2 separate regions of the Homo sapiens genome follow, and region 2 is linked to region 1. The links are chromatin contacts, found by Hi-C or POLR2A ChIA-PET in ENCODE. All regions are on one chromosome and are shown on one strand. The core of a region is the stretch at or near the end of the contact, and the rest is flanking DNA. Distances in the headings are between cores, read along the strand shown.

The links. A loop is a pair of places that touch in the nucleus more often than their neighbours do. ChIA-PET counts read pairs that join two places held with the same protein, here RNA polymerase II (POLR2A). Pooled maps may share reads with other maps.
Region 2: a loop to region 1 is called in a map with no recorded cell type, with 4 times the contacts of the local background. The contact joins two enhancer-like sites. A Hi-C loop is called at or near these places in 4 of 37 single-sample maps with no recorded cell type and 4 of 50 pooled maps. POLR2A ChIA-PET finds 5 or more read pairs at or near these places in 1 of 52 experiments (activated CD4-positive, alpha-beta T cell).

What each region holds. Positions count from the first base shown.
Region 1 is chr7:85,158,817-85,163,301 of GRCh38, forward strand. The region is part of intron 1 of SEMA3D (semaphorin 3D); the gene reads right to left. Among named protein-coding and RNA genes, the nearest start is that of SEMA3D, 26 kb to the right of the region's middle. Within about 2 kb of position 1,600, at least 3 of the 41 ENCODE cell types and tissues checked have a DNase peak (open chromatin) inside an H3K27ac peak, as active enhancers do.
Region 2 is chr7:85,288,590-85,293,795 of GRCh38, forward strand. No RefSeq gene overlaps it. Among named protein-coding and RNA genes, the nearest start is that of SEMA3D, 100 kb to the left of the region's middle. Within about 2 kb of position 1,847, at least 2 of the 41 ENCODE cell types and tissues checked have a DNase peak (open chromatin) inside an H3K27ac peak, as active enhancers do.

The DNA.
Region 1 (4,485 bases), core at 350-2,849:
CAGCCAACACTTAGGGAAAATAGAAAAGAACATACATGAAATATCAGAGGTGAATTTCACCTGATATATCATCAGAATTTTTTCTGTTTCACTAAGATCAGAAACTCAGAATTTCTGGCCCTTTCCACAAATTCCTCATTGTGACTTATTTCTCCCCTTCTCACTGACTGTGTCTATTGTGTCTAACTGCTTTGTTACCCACATCACTCTCTTTACCATCACCTCAGCTACTGGTGGGACCCAACACCTTTAGTTCCTCAACCCCTTTCGTCTGTTTTTTCCTCATACTTATCTTAGACCCTGATATTCTCTTATTTTGACAATGACTGGCTGCACTTTCAGCTAAAAATTTGTAACCTAGTATAAACACATAAATCAACTGTCAGTAAGGGTAGAGGAGGGTGTTAAATTGCAGTTTCCAGGCCATCATCTTCAAATTTTTCATTGCAGCAAGTCAAAGAGGGGTGATAAGGAATCTGGATTAATCATGAAAACACTCCAGGTGGTAGGACAGAATCTACCCCTTTTTAACAGTCATTGACTTTAAAATTGGTTCCCAAATCTAAAGTGCCAGACTCAAATTTTCCTCTAACTCTAGTCCTCATCTGTCTTTATTACCTAATTCATGAACCATTACATTATTTTCCATCTTCTGTCACTTCCATCCTCTGGTCATATACAAACCACATGTGTACTCTGAAGGTGTTTTGATGCAATTGATTTGGTAGGCAATGGGGAGCCATGTGTTGTTTTATAAACAAGAAAGACAAACTTTTCAAGTGGTCAAGGTTCTTCTCAATATTATCCAAAAATTTATTATGGCTTTATCTCTAACTAGGCTTCTAATTTGTGAATAAAATGATGTCTTATTCTCACTTAATCATCGTAGTGCTGAACTCCACTCCAGTTATGGGTGAGAACACAGTGACAGAATGTAAATGATTTGATGTAGCTGCAGAGCTATTCACTTTGACAGCAGGCTATCTAATACCAGTGCATACTCTTTCCTTCACACTGTCCTGCAGATAGTAGGATTTCAGTAACCATTATATGACTGGAGGAAGGAAGCAAGAAAGATAGGAAAGAAGGAAGTGAAGGAAGAGAGAATGACCAACTAGTGTTCAAGAAACACAAGCCATAAGTTCTACGGTAACTACTCCAGAGGTATCATATCTACCACATCTCTCCATGAACTATATCATTTGTGGATTAAAAACTGAACTGTTATTTTATTGAACTGCAAACAGTAATACTGAAAATAATATATATCTCAATTCCACTTTGATAAAATTGAGTTTTCAAGCCTAACAGGATAATGTCAAGCTACTTATTGATCTGATAGAAAACAAAAAGGTAAGGCATTATATAAATACAAGTAAATACGTGTTTTTTTTACCATTGAAGTGTGAACGAAATTGATATGGTTAAGAGATGGATGAACATGCAGTCAGAATGACAGAGATTACTATCAACCCAGCATGAAAGTATAGGACTGGGAAGATAATGGGTCTGATGAAATATAGAAAAAAAAATAAGGAAGTCAATAAACACATGAATAAGATCTGAGTCAGGCAGAATGAGTAAAATAAATACTATAAAGAACAAGAGAGACAGAGTCATAGTGAAAGAGAGAGAGAAATTGAAACTGAGATTTCCACGATGGAAAAAGAATTAGCCAGAAGGCAGCTTAGGCAAATGGGGGCGATGCGGTTTGCCTGACTCTCTGCCTGTAGAAACACGCATCATCATTCTAATGAGAACCTTGGGGAACAAGAAAACATCATAGCAGCACAGGAGGTAATGGGACCCTCCTAAACAGGACTGGTGGGACTGCACCTGGTGTTCAGACCCAGGCTTCTCATTATCCAAAAGGTGCAGGGAAGCTGGAAGGAGTTCAGAGACATGATGGAAAAATGATTAAGATACAAAGAAAGATGATTTCTGATGGAAGATTAAAGCACTAAAGAAGCTCAACTTGGATGAGCAACAAGTTGATAGACAAAGTACCTCTCTGCAAACCAGTAAAAGATATCAAAACTCTGGGGGAAGAAAGTATTATTTAATTTTTTACTAGGAGAAGAGGTTTATGAAGAATAATTGCAATGAAGCAGAAAAGAAGTCAACCCTAAAATTAGGAAGTGAAGTATAAAAATGCAAGCAATGACTACTTGCACGTATGGAGGAGGGGAATGGATAACATCAGTCGGACAATGTAAATAAAATACAGGCAACTTGACCACACAGAGGGTGACCATGATTCTGGAAGACAACACAATCAACATAAAATAAGGAAATATCAGAAAATTAATAATAATTCAAACTCAATTTCCAAAGGGACTAAAAATTTTAGCTTTATCTTCCATGTTTTGTTGTTACACTAGTCTTCACCTGAAATAGTAAATTAATTCAGCAGTTTCCAGAAGGGAACTAAATAAAATCAAATAATTGGTCCTTTTAACATGGCTTACAGTGATTCTTTGTGTTGGTTTGCAAATTAATATTTTAAAATATTAAAATGTGAATGAATCACTCACATAATTAGCAATAGGGGTAAATATAAAATATATAAATAACATATAGATAGATACAGAAATAAATCATAAATATTTTATAATGTTTTAATCATAAAATTGTTCCTCCCTCCCCTGCTGTAACTTTGCAGGGTATGAAAAACCCAGGCACCCATGGCCTCTGGAGGGGCAAAGAAGACAGGGCTGGAACTGAGGATGGTTGCGGGTGGAGTAGGCGGGGAGAGTTGCAAGAAGCAGGAAGAGAGGAAAACAACTACCATTCACGTAGGAGTGAGATGGCTCTTCACAGAAGGAAGCAAACAATTCTTAGGTGGGACTTACTTAACCATATGTTGCATGTACATATAGGCCAATCTGTGTTTTTTTCTATGAATCACTCTGTAATACCCATTATAGGAAGAAACTGAACTACCCACACAGGTATTATTTTTGGATTATGATATTTGAGTTAGCAAAACAGGTATGTCATCCACTATCTTACAACTTAAATATTCACAGTGCCGCATACAAATATATTTTTATTAAAACTCAAAGTGAAGATTTCTGCATTTTAAGAAACATCTGATGCACAATAGAAAACTCTGAAGAAATGAAATTCTCACTCTAGTCAGACTGTCCATTTGTTTTCATTTTATGTGTTTGCTTGTCTGATAAACACTCATCTCTGTGCTTTGAGAGTCAATATAATAATAATCTGTACCTGTTTCGTAGCTGTTCCCAATTTGTAAAACGTGTTTTTTTTTTTAATCTCATCTTAATTTCAGCTTTGGAGTTAGATATTCCTCATCCTCTGTTTCACAAGTAACAAAGCAAGAATCAGAGGGGTTTCTGAGCAGCCAAAGTCAAGTAGAAAGAAGGGCTAACAACAGCAAAGACCTGCATCCTCCAACTGCCCAACAAGTGATCCTTCCACTGCACTGTATGTCCTGCGCAATTCATGTACTAAGTCACAGCATCAGTAAACACAGAGTTAACAAAACAGTGATTATTGCATAAAACCACACCCTTATCATAAGTTTGTTGGGAATCATTAAAAGTGAAATTATTGTGAAAGAAAAATGAAAGAAGCAGGTGACGTAGATCAGGTAAAAATTAATAATAACAAAAGTTATTAGCTTAAGTTTCCAGAATGCATAGCCATTTGTTTTCATTGAATGACCTTTGTTTTCTAAGAATGACATGTCATAGTTGATTAAAATGCAACTCATGCCACAGTGAAAAAAAGCCAGAAATTTCAGGTAGGTTTCAGCATTTAGAACAAAAGGACACTCTAAAGATGCAGTGGAGTGGAGCAGTAAGTGGAAGGAAGAACAATATGGGAAACGTGTACTGGGAGGGTGAGGAAAACCTGAGGAAGAACGTGGAAAAAGACTGGAAGCTCTGTCAAGTTTCCAGAAACTGAAAACAAGCATATGCACAAAAAGAAACTTGACAACGTCTTCCTAAATGCACCAAGGAGCAATCTGCAGAACAGAAGGTTCCAGTAGCTGAGAGGAAATACACTTAGCAGAGGCAAACATCATCTTGGAACTGACTGAAAGGAAAATAACATTTAAAATGTTCAGACTCCTTGGAAGACAGAAGTAAAGGAACTGAGTCAGCGACTGAATGTCATAAGGCAGAGGTTTAGAGGCCGAGGACATCCAAGGAGGTGAGCTAACGAGAAGGAAAGACAAGGATGTGAAGTAAGAATATAAAAGAAGTATATACATATCCAAAATATACAGTAAGATTAGAAAGTAAAACAGAATACAAAGAAAAGAAAAAAAAAGGCACTTGGAAAGTGGCCTCTCCATGAAAGTGAGCCAATGCTTGTGCAGCAGTGAAGAACTTAAACTCTAAAATCAAACTGCCTGGTTCCACATTCTATCTTGACAGCTTAGTAGGAGGAAATTGGGGCAAGTTATTTAATCACTCTATACCTCAGTTTCTTCACTTGAAAAAGGAGAAAGTA
Region 2 (5,206 bases), core at 597-3,096, 130 kb after region 1:
CTGATTTACAGACATTTTAAATACAGAATTTCTTTATAATAACCTACTCATTCTTTATGAACGAATAACCAATGTAAAATAAAAACAGATCCATTAGGAACAATTCTTATTTGAACTATCATGCTACATAAATCCAGTAATAAACAGCCCTTAGAAAGGCTAAGTAGGGACTGAAACTCTACTTCCAGATGGGCAGACATTTATTTCTGTTGATTCCTCACTTTTTCCGGGCAGTTCCTTTTACCTATCACTCCTCTTATCAATGTCACCGGACCTACTTCTTGATTTTTTACTTTGCTCTAAGCCTGGTGGAAGAGGAGTACTTTTGTAGCCAATATGGAAATAGCATCCTCAAGTACACGTCACTGTCTTTGTATTAAGTGTATCCTCAGCCCCTAGCCTCTCCCTCACTGTCCATCCTCCAGCTTTTCTCAGCTTTTCATATCCAGATCTCTAACTACTGCCCCTTTGGGGGAAATGTCCATGTTAACTGCAGTTGGTTTTCCACATATGTGCAGATGAAAGTCCTTTAGCATTTTGTGTACAAGACAAACAGCACCAATGTGTAACCTTCTATTTTCTTTTATTCCTAGAAGGCTTACAGGAAAATAAAGTTGGGAAGGCAGGAGGGCAGGCAAAGTTTTACGTTTATTTCTTTACTTTTAGTTGTTATTTACTCTGAGAGAACAAATTCTTTTTTGTTTGCTTCAAACATCAAAGTGCAAGAGAGTAAGCAAAAGTGTGTTTGAATTCTTTGTTAGAGCAGGGAAGTACATATTTTTTTTTTTTTTTTTTTTTTGCACGTGGGTGATGAGCTATAGAGAAAGGGGATTCCTGTGGTTCATAAAAAGGAATAAAAGAGTCATTAGCATTCTGGTAAGCACTGCTGTCTCCCGGGTACATGAGATAAAGGGCAGATAGGCATTAAAATACAAGAATGAATCAGCTACCTCCGTTTCTTCCCCATCTGTGTGTCCCACATCAACCTGTTATGTGACTACTGAAGCTTTCTATTCTTCAAATACCCAAAAGTCATTCTTTTTCCTGAGCATTGGCTACCAGCACCTCAATACGTCTCCTAGGCTTGCCTGGCTGGAGCTCCCATGCAAAGGATTTGAGGACCTTGATTAGTGGTTTTTAGTGGGGCTCTTCTATGTTCTGTTGCTCAGAAATGGAGGTGGTGGGAATGAGTTCCAGGTTCAGTCATAATCAGTGGTTCATGTGTTCTCATTTTCCAAATAGGTATTCAGTTTCTGATAGGAAAAGTGGTAGAAAAGAAGGTCAATGAATGGAATTTGCTTACAACAGCAGGCAGGATATGTACTAAGTTAAATAGCTTATTTCAGGCTGAACGTCTAGACCATTCACTACCTGTAAGTTCGTTTTATGACAGCTTAAAATTTCTGATATAAAGACCTTTAAAACCTAAATATCTTGTTCATTCATGCTTCATTTACCTAGAAAATACACAGTTTTTCCATGTACTTTATTCGTCATCTGACATAAAATTTTCCAAGTGGTAGAAAAAATACATTTTAATTAATTCACTCATTAATGTGTTTCATAAACATTGAATATCTTCTGGATTAGGCACTCTTTAACTTTATTTAAATAGATAAAGGACTTCCATGAAACTGCAAATATTTAATATATCAGTTATATATATTGGTACTTTTTAGCATACATTTCTTTTCACCTTTATAGGCTCTCAAAGAAGATGACATTCTCCACAAAAGGTAATAGTTGGAGTTAGAAATAGACATCTTGATATTTTTCCTTTTTTCACCTGGCCTTTCAGAGCTGAAAGGTCATTGAAAAGGAGGAAGTACTTTTAAGTGTATCCTGTGTCTTGTGATCTAAGGTTATTTAAATAAGAAAGCACAAGAAATGGAGAAGTTGCCTCCAAGAACAAGGATGTTTTTCTTTCATATTGCATTACACAGAGACAGGTTTTCTGGGGCCTGAAAACTGCACAGCTGTGTGCATTTGTGTTTAAGATTAGGTTTATTGTGTTTAGCTTGCCTCTTCTTTTACGGTTACTCTTCCTCAGCTGTCCATCTTTCCATCTCACTTTCACGTTTCAACTCTCAAAAAAATGTGGAAGATAATGAAATGTCTGGAATTTCTTTGGTGTATGGATTCAAAGTAATAGTGAAATAGCCGTGCTCTACTGGACACTGTCATTCATGAAATTGTGTAAAATCTGAAAATAAGCATTCGATTAACTGCTCAGACCATTAAAAAAAAACATTTTAAGGAAAGTCTAGGAATTAAGAACATAGGAAGGATTAAAATTTGAATTGTTTAATGAGGTGAATTTCTGACAAAAAAAACTTACAACTTTGAATACAGACTATTTCTTATAAGAAATAAACTTTTCCCCTTTCTTCCCCCCATCTCCCGATCTCAAGTTTTCTGAAATCAACTCAAATGACAAAATAACACAATCCTCACATTGCTATCTTTTGTTTACTTTTTCTTATCTGATTAATAATTAAATTTTATTTGTCTCATTTTTATTAATAATACATATTTACACAAATGTGCATATTAAATACGTGTATTTAGTATCTTATGAATTTTGAAGAAAAAAAACCAGAACATCTTTGGATGTGCTGTGTTGGGTGATTTTAGCTTCCTTTTTGGTTTTCCCCCACAAAAAAGGAAAGGGAAAATTCTACTTAGTCTCTTGTTTTTACAGACACTGAAAATCTACTTGCTTTCTCATTCTTAAAGAAATTACATTTTCTGTCAAGCAAGGATGTCCTATTATCAAATAATGTAACTCATGCAAGATTTGAAAACTAATATGTGATATTTCCCAGAAATATTTTGGTTTTTATCAGACACATTTACTAATAGATTTCCAAGCTTTAAAAAGTTAAGGTTAATAGTTATTTCTGGAAGATCAAGGAACTCCCTGTTGGATCCATGCTCTTGGATCACAGTATGAAACAGTTTATTTTTGCTTTTACGACCAGACTTTGGGGTTCTTTTTAACTTGATTTGTTCATCTCAAAGTCTGAAAAACCAAGATGTATGAAAACTGTAGTATGAAAATTATAAAGCTGTATAAACTCTTCTTATTGTGTATTTCATTAATATTCCTATCATCTTAAATACTATTATTTTGTATTTTGCAAATGTGGTACTCTTAGTTTTCACTATTCTGTAACAACCAAAGTAGTTCAGAAAAAAAAATAGCTAAATGTTCAGAATTAATAAAACTGCCACTGTATACCAAGCATAAAAAATTGTTGCTTTTATGAAGTTCAAAGAAGTTATGGCTACTTGAAGTCTCCTAAATATTGATTTGTGAATTTTGTGTGTGTTATGGAGTAAATTGTGTTCCCGCTTCTAAAAATTTCATTTTGAAGTGCTAACTTCCCCCAAACATGACTGAATTTGGAGACAGGATCTTTACAAAGGTGATTAAGTTAAAATGAGATCATTAGGGTTTGCCTGAGTTCAGCTGGATGGGTGCCCTTGTGAGAAGAGGAAATTTGGACAAAGATTTGTATAGAGAGAAGGCATGTGAAGACACAGGGAGAAGATGGCCATCTCCAAACCAAATATAGAGGCCTGTAATCAATTCTTCCTGTGGCCTTCAGAAGGAACCAATTCTACCTATACCTTATCTTAGACTTTTAGTCTCCAGAATGGTGAGAGAATAAATACTTGTGGTTTAATTTATCTAATCTGTGGTACTTTGTTATGGCAGTCCTAGCAAACTAATATGGTATGAAAATTATCAATTTCTTATGAGAAAATAAAACACATAATTTGAAAATAAATTAAAATTAGTAATATGCATAACTATATATATTTAATTGCTATATTATCCAATTAATGTTAACTCAGTATGAATGTAGTACTGATATTCAAGCATATATGGTAGTAAAATAATAAGGTAGCCTATTCAAGCATATATGGTAGTAAAACAATAGAGTAAATAATCACTAACAGAGCTTGATTAATCTGTGTTTTTGAGCCTGGTTTACTATAGTACCTTTTCATTACAGCAACTATAACTTTTATTTATTATAACCCATTAACATATCTTTAAAATTTCATTTTTTTGGAAAAGTATTTAGCTAGAAGTTTTTAAAAGGAATATTTCCAATAAAATATTTTAGTCTAACTATAAAATTAAGAAATGCAAATTCCTTCTCTAATTTTAATTTTATGTATTAACATGGAACAGAAATGGATTTAGTCCTATCATTTTATAAATAAGTAGTTTTTCTTTGTACTTAGACATTCTTTTTAAATCAATGCAATGCCGGTGTGAAAGGTGAATTTACAAAGCATTTTAATCATTGATGTGTGACTAACTCTATGGATTGCTTGGGTTGCTAAGGTGGCATTAACAATAATTGCAGGAACTACTCACTGCCTTAATGATATTGCTAACTTTGACAGGGACATATGCCTTTTCACAAATGAAAAACAAGACTTGAGTACAAGACATTTAACAAAGCAGTTAATGATTAATTGCTAAACAAATCATATACAATAAATGCTAGTTAGAAGGAGTGAATACTGGGGATATAGTGGTTTTGAAAGATACTTCATAGCATTGCTGCTGCTGTTTTTAATCAACTTTACATTAAATACTAATATTCAGAGGTAGTTACAAAGCCATTTTTTTGTCAAAATGAAAGTTTGAGAAAATTTTGAATTAAAAAAAGGAAGTTGATTTTGAGGTTAAGCTGCCAATTGTTAGTTTCAATTTTGATGAAATGCATCAATGCCTCTAATTTTTCATCAAAACATAACTTACTTTTTTTTTTTCACTAGAACAGAACTCATGTGTGTTAAGGCAGAGTATTTGACATGTCCTTTCACTTGGTTTCCCTCTTGAATGGTACTGTAAGGCTTACATAGGCAGTTCATTAACACATGAGTGAAATCATCTGTTTGTGTGTTCATTCTTTGGCTTGCTGCAAACTCAAAATTTTGGGTGTTTTAATCTGTGCTGTGCTAACTGTAGCAATTGCTACAACAACATGAATAACACATTAAAACAAATTTTCGTAAGTTATCATGAGAGATTTTTAAAGACAAGTTTGTTGAACAGCCAATGGCACTCTGAAATTAGAAATTCAGGCAGATGGGGACTTGTATTCATTTCCCTGAGGGTGCTGTAATAAATCACAAACTGAGTAACTAACAAAGATAAATTTATTGTGTTACAATTCTGGAG